Linked DNA regions of Homo sapiens: all the other regions are linked to region 2. The links are chromatin contacts, found by Hi-C or POLR2A ChIA-PET in ENCODE. All regions are on one chromosome and are shown on one strand. The core of a region is the stretch at or near the end of the contact, and the rest is flanking DNA. Distances in the headings are between cores, read along the strand shown. Region 1 has its middle 24 kb from the start of ZFAND3-DT. Region 2 overlaps BTBD9 (BTB domain containing 9). Region 3 overlaps BTBD9 (BTB domain containing 9).

Region 1 (2,700 bases), core at 193-2,692, 420 kb before region 2:
GCGAATTCTCCACTGTGTGGCCTTAGCTAGGTTACCTAACCTATCTGTGGCAAAGACTGCTAGGGTTGCCTCTCTTCTTCCACAGCAATAGAACTTCCAAATTTGGCTGGGTGTGGTGGCTCATACCTGTAATCCCAGCCCATTGGGAGGCTGAGGTGGAAGGATCACTTGAGCCCAGGAGTTTGAGTCCAGCCTGAGCAACACAGCGAGATCCCCTCTTTAAAAATGAAAATTTATGGGAGGCTGAGGCAGGCGGATCACTTGAGGTCAGGAGTTCGAGACCAGCCTGGCCAACATGACAAAAACATGTCTCTACTAAAAATATAAAAATTAGCTGGGTATGTTGGTGCACACCTGTAGTCCCAGCTACTCAGGAGGTCAAGGTGGGAGAATCACTTGAACCCACGAGGTGGAGGTTGCAGTGAGCCAAGATTGTGCCATTGCACTCCAGTCTGGGTAACAGAGCGAGACTCCATCTCAAAAAATATAAAATAAAAATTAATTAATTAATTAAAATTAAAATTAAAAAAATAGAACCTCCAAATTTTGGCTTAGCACATGACCACCCAGAAGACATTTCCCAGATTCCCTTAGTGAACATATAACAAAGTTTTGGCCAATGGGACATAACAAGAAGTACCATGTGGCAGCTTTAGCAAAGCTTCCTTAAAAGTCATGCACCTGGCCAGACGAGGTGCCTCACGCCTGTAATCCCAGCACTTTGGGAGGCCGAGGCAGGTGGATCACGAGGTCAAGAGATCAAGACCATCCTGACCAATATGGTGAAACCCCGTCTCTACTAAGAATACAAAAATTAGCTGGGCATGGTGGCACACACCTGTAATCCCACCTACTCAGGGGGTTGAGGCAGGAGAATCCCTTGAACCCGGGAGGTGGAGGTTGCAGTGAGCCAAGATGGTGCCACTGCACTCCAGCCTGGCGACAGAGCGAGACTCTGTCAAAAAAAAAAAAAAAAGTCATTCACCCTTTGCTCCCTTCTTCATTCTTCCCTTCATCTCTACCTGGAACAAACATGATGGCTGGAACTCTAACTACCATCTTGGACCATGATAACAAGGGGCACGTCCTAGAGACGGTGGAGCAATGAGCCCAAAGGACTTGATGCGGCAGAGCTGCAATACCTGGACAGCTCACCTCTGGACTTTCACTTAAGTGAGAAATAAACTTCTCTCAGGGCCTCTGATACTTGCAACAGAACCTATTCCTAATATACCCTGTAAGTCTCAGTTTCTTGGTCTGTAAAATGGAGATAACATTTTAAGAGTAATTCTCTGAGGAGGATCAAGGAGGGTAACATACAAAAAGAGCATGGCATTCATAGCATGTGCTAATAAATACCTGTCCTCTCTCCCCACCCCAATGTCTGTACTCATTCAGTACAGCACTGAGCATCTGCTGTGTGTGCAACACCATGCTGAGCACTGGGAATACAGAAATAGAAGGTACAGTCATGACCCTCAAGCAGTGCCCAGGCCATGGGAGTCAGACTGGCAAACTGTCAATATAACAGAGAATACGATTACACACACACTTAAGAATGTTTGTTAGAACTCTGCTTGCAAGCAATAGAAACTAACTTAAGGACAAAGAGGGAAATGTGTTATTATAAAGACAGAGGAGTGTCTTGTGGAATCCAAAGATACCATCACAACTTGGCCCCAAAATACATAGTCTTTGCCCAAAATGAGCTTAGATTATAGGACCAGCCTCAGGTTGAGTTTGACTCAGGCCCCCTACAGACAGCTTTCTCGCGCTCTCTTTCTCTCCATTTCTTTTTTTTTTTTTTCTTTTGAGGCAGGGTCTCACTCTGTCACCCAGGCTGGAGTGCATAGTACAACCACAGCTTACTGCAGCTTCTACCTCCCATGCTCAAACGACCCTTCCACCTTTGCTCCAAAGTAACTGGGACTACAGGCATGCACCACCACACTTGGCCTTTTTTTTAGAGACGGGGTCTCACTATGTTGCCCAAGCTGGTCTCCAACTCCTGGGCTCAAGTAATCCTCCCACCTCGGCCTCCCAAAGTGCTGGAATTACAAGTGTGAGCCACTGTGCCCAGCCTCTCTCAATTTCAAATTCCTAGGTAGAGCCTCTGAATGTCAAAGTTCTGGGCAGGTGCACCCTGATCCAATCCCAGGGTCACAGTAAACTAACTTGGTCCCTGGGAGACCATCCCTGGAGAAGGAAAGAGTGGGGAACAATTTAGGGAATAATAGAGGATTGGGTAACTAGCCCCACAGGAGTGTAAGTGATAAGGAGGAGGAACCACAGAGACCAAGATGAGATCAAGGTGTACTTATTCTCAATTCAGAGTCTTACAACTAATAGTAGGAATAATGATGGTAATGATAAGACCTATGCCATAGCCAGGCATGGTGGAGAACTCCTACAACCCCAGCTACTAGGGAGGCTGAGGCAGAAGAATCGCTTGAGGCCAGAAGTTAGAGACCAGTCTGAGCAGCATAGCGAGACCCTGTCTCAAACAAACAAACAAACAAACAAACAACAACAAAAAATACCCATGTCATATGGAGAACTTATTTGTTGCTGGGTGTTGTTAGAAGCATTTTAAGTGTATGAGCTCATTTAGTCTTCAAAACAGCACTGTGAAGCCAGGCATGGTGGCGCATGTCTGTAGTTACAGCTATTTGGGAGGCTGAGGTGGGAGGATTGCTTGAG
Region 2 (2,785 bases), core at 132-2,631:
GCTGAGATAGCACCACTGCACTCCAGCCTGGGCAAAAGAGCGAGACTCCGTCTCACAAAAGAAAAAAAAAAAAAAAATTCACTCTAGGCTATGTGCAGTGGCTCACACCTATAATCCCAGCACTGTGAGAGGCCTAGGTAGATGGATCACTTGAACCCAGGAGTTCAAGACCAGCCTGGCCAACATGGCGAAAGCCCATCTCTACTAAAAAATACAAAAATTAGGGGGGTGTGGTGGTGCATGCCTATAATCCTAGCTACTCAGGAGGCGGAGGCACGAGACTCGCTTGAACCCAGGAGGTGGAGGTTGCAGTGAGCTGAGATTAAGCCACTGCCCTCCAGCCTGGGCAACAGAGCAAGATTCTGCCTTAAAAAAAAAATCACTCTGGCTCAACCTTGTCTGATGTTGAACAGGAATATGGGGCTATATTTGTGTAGTTAACAAACTCTTGCTGTCACTTGCTTGAGGCCAAAATTCCTAGCTGTTCTTGGCAATAAACACTCAGACCAGATTTCAGGAGCTAGGCAGAGTGTCTAGACCAACATTTTGCCACCACTGTGTTGAGTCCACCAATTGACTCTTCTCGTGTGACTGACCCATGGCTGGGTGATGTGGGGAAGGGAAATCAGCAATTTGCTGATTCTGGCAACTGCGTAGTAACCTGTTGACCCACCAGAAAAATTATTATAGAAACCATTTAACGTGGTCCCAGGAGAGGCTGTGGGGTCCTGTCCTTGGTGATGTTAAAGAGGGGCACAGGAGTGGCCCTCCCTTGGTGGCCAGGAGAATGTTAAAGCCTGGAGCTCTTTCTGAGCAGGGGCTCTCCACCCATGGTGCAGGCTCTGGGCTAATCACTCCCATTCCTCAGCGATGGCTGCTGGGTAGAGTGAGGTGGACGCAACACTGGGCAACACTGGTCTGTGCTGAGGGGCCTGCCTGGGGCTGTGGTTTCATGTGTGTGAAATTCCTATACAGAACAAGCTGGGCTACTCTGGGCCAGCCTGCGCTGGGGGACAGGAAGGTTGAGAGGGGGTGACACAGGACTATGGGGCATGACCCTGCACAGGCTTCACAAACTTTGATTTGCTCCCTGTTGCTCAGAAAGTTGTTCCTACTTTTGACCTCTCAGTACCTAGCTTAGAGGCTTGGGAATTTTGCTGAAATTTGCCTGAAAAATAACAAAAACCAGGGTGTAGGTCTCCACTAAATGGCAATGGCAGAGCCAGCCGCTTGGCCACACCCCTTGCCAGCAGGCATCTCTGGAGGCTGGTGAGGGGAGGGAGAAAATTCAGTCTGCTGTTCCCCAGAGGATTTCCTGCCCCCAGAAAACACAATGCTAAACAAAGTTATTGATTTAATGACGTCAGCAGCTCCTTTCAGCCTGTGAGGAGGGCAGGTGAGCTCTGAAAAGCCTGCTACCTCCAAGGAGACGGCCTCCTCCTCCTGGCTCCGTGTGGCTGTCCAATACCACCCCCTTCTCCCCCAGCAGCGCATTCCCTCCCAGAAGCACCCTGGAAATGTGAAGACTAGGCATGGGCAGGAGCCAATTTTCAAATGTTAAGAATTTGGCAATTTCATTTCCTAATGTTTTAAATACCAAAGGGATTTAGAATACAAAGAGGACTAACTGGCCCCTGAATTTCAGGTGTTTTTTTTTTTTTAAGGCTGCTTTTGTGGAAATTAATGTCAAAAGCCCATGCAAAACAAAGCCCAGCCCTGACCTATGATCTCACACACAGCTAAGCAAGCAAGTGGCCTTCCAGAAGGATCACCAGACGGTCTCAGAATCAAACCTGATCAATTTCATACCTAAAAGTTACACTAAACCCCTGTGGGTATTTTAGATCTAATGACAAGCCAAATTCGTTCAGCACCTGACAGTGGGGAGATATTCAGTAAAAACTTTAAAAATAGACTCTCCCTCTCCAGCCATTAAGGGCCTGATATTTGCAGCTGAACAGACAGGAAGTTGGGAGCACTTGGGAGAGCTTAAAAAAATCTCTGGAGTAAAAAAAAAAATGTTTTCCTATGATGAAAACCATTGCCCTTAGCACAGAGCGGCCCAAGATTAGCCTAGAGCTATTTAACACACTGGAATCTCTGAATATGAGTTCTGTAATAAAAAGGTGACAAGTCTTTGAGGCAGGCCCCATAAAGGCCCTTTCCGGGATCTGCATTAACTGTCACATTCAACACAAAGCACTGCATTCAAGACAGTGAATGATCTGCAAGCCAATGTGAGGCAGTATGTGGCATGTAACAATCTTTCTTCTGGGACAGTTTCTGTCAATAAAAAAGTTGAATTAAAAAAAATAAAAAAATCATGGCTGGGCGTGGTGGCTCACGCCTGTAATCCCAGCACTTTGGGAGGCTGAGGCGGGCGGATCATGAGGTGAGGAGATCGAGACCCTCCTGGCTAACATGGTGAAACCCCATCTCTACTAAAAATACAAAAAAAATTAGCCAGGTGTGGTGGCAGGCGCCTGTAGTCCCAGCTACAGGCTGGGACTGAGCTGGAGGCTGAGGCAGGAAAATGGCATGAACCCAGGAGGCGGAGCTTGCAGTGAGCTGAGATTGCGCCACTGCACTCCAGCCTGGGTGACAGAGCGAGACTCCATCTCAAATAAACAAACAAAAATAATAATAATAATAATAATAATTTCTCCCTCTTTTCAAACATTTTCTTGATTTAAAAAAAGTCACCATTAGCACTCTCTGGTGTTGATGACTTTTCGGGTCTGTCTGTGTTGGCCTAGATTTCTCTCAGGCTTATAAAAGGTGCATG
Region 3 (2,700 bases), core at 52-2,551, 280 kb after region 2:
CTATTCTTGAAAAGACATTGATTTCTCACAATGAAAAGAGATCATAATTCCACTTTTAATAACTACTGCCATAGAGTAAACACTTATAATATTCTTGGTCTGCCAAATAAATACTGCAAGGCATCTGGGGGCATACAAGCATTGCCCCGGATCCTATACCAAATAGTTACTAGGTAGCATGAGGGAGTTTGCTATCAAAAGGATAATAATAACTAGCTATTTTTTCCCTTTTCTGCCTACCCAAAGAATAGAAAAGTTTAAGCATGTTTTAAAGAATCATACCTTTCACCGAAACCGACAAAGCAACTCTATATAATGTCAAGAACAATGGCTGTGGCCTTGCATCTTGTTTCCACCGCTACAGATCAAAACAGGCAAATAACATCTCTGTGTTTCGTTTCTTCATCTATGAAATGAAGATAATTGTTCCCATCTCATGGGAATGTGGTGAGGATTCATTGTAATGATGCAAATGAAATAACTAAGCCTGACTGCCTGAAACTCACACGGGAGATCTTCAAAGAATGTTAGTTCTCTTCTCCATCTATTCTTACCAACAAAAGAATGCAGAAGACCTATTTTCACCAGAAGGAGGACTGGAACCAGAGTTAGCAGGTATGGAGTCACATGGGTGAATCAATAAAACCCACTCAAAATTTCATCTATGAAAAACCTGTCCTTCTTTATTATACATTAGAAGACCCAAAGATGGTTCTGGAAGCAAACACACTGAATTCTGGAAAGGGGAGGAAAAGGAACAGAATTGGCATTTGTTATGTGCTTCATGTGCTACTGGTTGCACCCAGCTTTTCTATACATAATCGTATTACTTAAGGCACCACAGAACTCTATACAGCAGTTAGAACTGTGATGGAACCAGTGAGGCTGGCTTCCTCTTATCCAAGTATGACTGGAGGACAGGGCTCAAATGACCGTGCAGGTGCATCTGGGCGGGGGGGCGGGGGTATAACAATGAAGAGGAGGTGCAATAACAGCCCCGTGGGGATGATGACAGACAGAATATGCTCATGAATAAGAATGTCTTACTTATCCCATCTTAATTACTTTCTTCTGTCTCTTTCTTCATGTTTAAGTATTAAGAGCAGTGAGGTGGTAAGAAATGGTATGGGAGTCATATCAGAATCCTTTGGAGAGAAGAGATGGGCACATGTGTCATCTAAAAAAGCATTTTCAAAATTATAATAAAATACACAACATTTGCAAAGCAGGCTTTCTGCCCGTTGTGACCGTGAAAACAAAGCAGCTGAAGAGGCCTGATGTGAAAGTGACCTCCTCTGTGCTCTGTCACTGGCAAGAACAGGAAAAACACTTGGGGCAAGCAAGCCAGCCCCACTTTCACACATGACTCACACGACTGAAGGAAAGAAAGGGCATCCTTCTCAGGCTGTCACTGCCTTCTTTTATTACAATTCTTACTTTTTATAATATTTTAAATAATATTAAAGGAGATGTAAGATTTGTAAGTTTATCAAAGAGACATGAGTTTTTAAATGTTGAGAAACACATTTTTCTAAAGATGCAAATCAGCCAGGCGCAGTGGTTCACACCTGTAACCATAGTACTTTGGGAGGCTGAGGTGAGAGGGCTGCTTGAGCCCAGGAGTTCAAGACCAGCCTGAGTAACACAGGGAGACTCTGTCACTACAAAAAAAAAATTAAATTAAATTAGCTGGGCACGGTGGCACACACATGTAGTCCCAACCACTCAGGAGGCTGGGGCAGGAGGACTGCTTTAGCCCAGGAGGTTGAGGCTGCAGCAGGACATGATCACACCACTGCACTGCACTGCAGCCTGGGTGACAGAGCAAGACCCTGTCTCTTAAAAAAAAAAAAAAAAAGAGAGAGAGAGATGGAAATCAGCTTCAGGAAAATGAGAGGGTAAAGGGAAAAAGGACTCAATGGACAATTTTAAAAATTCGGGCTTTTGGCTAATGGTCATTCCAATTAAAATGCAAATGAATGAGGCTTCTAGCTTTTGCCAGCTTGCCAAGTACCCTATGACTTACTAGTGGCAACAGCCATCATGCCTTCCCTTGCTACGTTAGTGTCTAAAACAATGCCCTAAAAGCTTAAGAGAGCTGGTGGCAGACAGCAAAGTAGCCAGGGCCTAGCCACATGCTCTCACCAAGATCCACCCTGAAGGTGAAAACTTTCAAGCAGGGAAGCAAAGGTACCAGCATGCCCCCTTATCAACATGGGAAATACCTTTTTCTCAAAAGACAAATGCCACAATACAGAACTATGACCATCTAGCAAGCAAATGACAGATGGGTCTAGACACATAAGGTAAAGGACAAAATTGGTTTTGGTGACTCTCTGAATATTCATGGAATCTATAAAAGTCCAATTCTTTTAGGATGCAGTCTGTTAGAAATGAATATGCAACTGTACCAAATAAAAACAGTGTATTTCTCAAAATGCACACAGGGAGGGGACTTTTCCCACCTCCCACTGCTGTCACAGGCAGTTGCTGTATACGATCTAGTATTATCTGAACTGTATATTGATTTGTGATTTATATTCTCTAATGTAGGTCCCAAGGATACACTTTTTTTCCCCAAACTGTACTTCCTCTGGAATTTCACACATCACAAAAGATGCAACATTCAGTAAGATGTTTCCTAACCATAGCATTAGAACGGGCTAGCTCTTCAAAATGATCAGGTTTCCCGGACCCTAC

The links. A loop is a pair of places that touch in the nucleus more often than their neighbours do. ChIA-PET counts read pairs that join two places held with the same protein, here RNA polymerase II (POLR2A). Pooled maps may share reads with other maps.
Region 1: a map of ascending aorta shows a loop between it and region 2 (2.1-fold over the local background). The contact joins two enhancer-like sites. A Hi-C loop is called at or near these places in 1 of 168 maps with a recorded cell type or tissue (ascending aorta) and 4 of 50 pooled maps. POLR2A ChIA-PET finds 5 or more read pairs at or near these places in 3 of 52 experiments (OCI-LY7, activated CD4-positive, alpha-beta T cell and activated T-cell).
Region 3: a map of dorsolateral prefrontal cortex shows a loop between it and region 2 (3-fold over the local background). The contact joins two enhancer-like sites. A Hi-C loop is called at or near these places in 1 of 168 maps with a recorded cell type or tissue (dorsolateral prefrontal cortex), 1 of 37 single-sample maps with no recorded cell type and 4 of 50 pooled maps.

What each region holds. Positions count from the first base shown.
Region 1 is chr6:37,793,555-37,796,254 of GRCh38, forward strand. No RefSeq gene overlaps it. Among named protein-coding and RNA genes, the nearest start is that of ZFAND3-DT, 24 kb to the right of the region's middle. Within about 2 kb of position 1,443, at least 2 of the 41 ENCODE cell types and tissues checked have a DNase peak (open chromatin) inside an H3K27ac peak, as active enhancers do.
Region 2 is chr6:38,211,375-38,214,159 of GRCh38, forward strand. All of the region lies in intron 9 of BTBD9 (BTB domain containing 9), which reads right to left. Among named protein-coding and RNA genes, the nearest start is that of BTBD9-AS1, 270 kb to the right of the region's middle. Within about 2 kb of position 1,382, at least 7 of the 41 ENCODE cell types and tissues checked have a DNase peak (open chromatin) inside an H3K27ac peak, as active enhancers do.
Region 3 is chr6:38,494,815-38,497,514 of GRCh38, forward strand. All of the region lies in intron 6 of BTBD9 (BTB domain containing 9), which reads right to left. Among named protein-coding and RNA genes, the nearest start is that of BTBD9-AS1, 15 kb to the left of the region's middle. Within about 2 kb of position 1,302, at least 2 of the 41 ENCODE cell types and tissues checked have a DNase peak (open chromatin) inside an H3K27ac peak, as active enhancers do.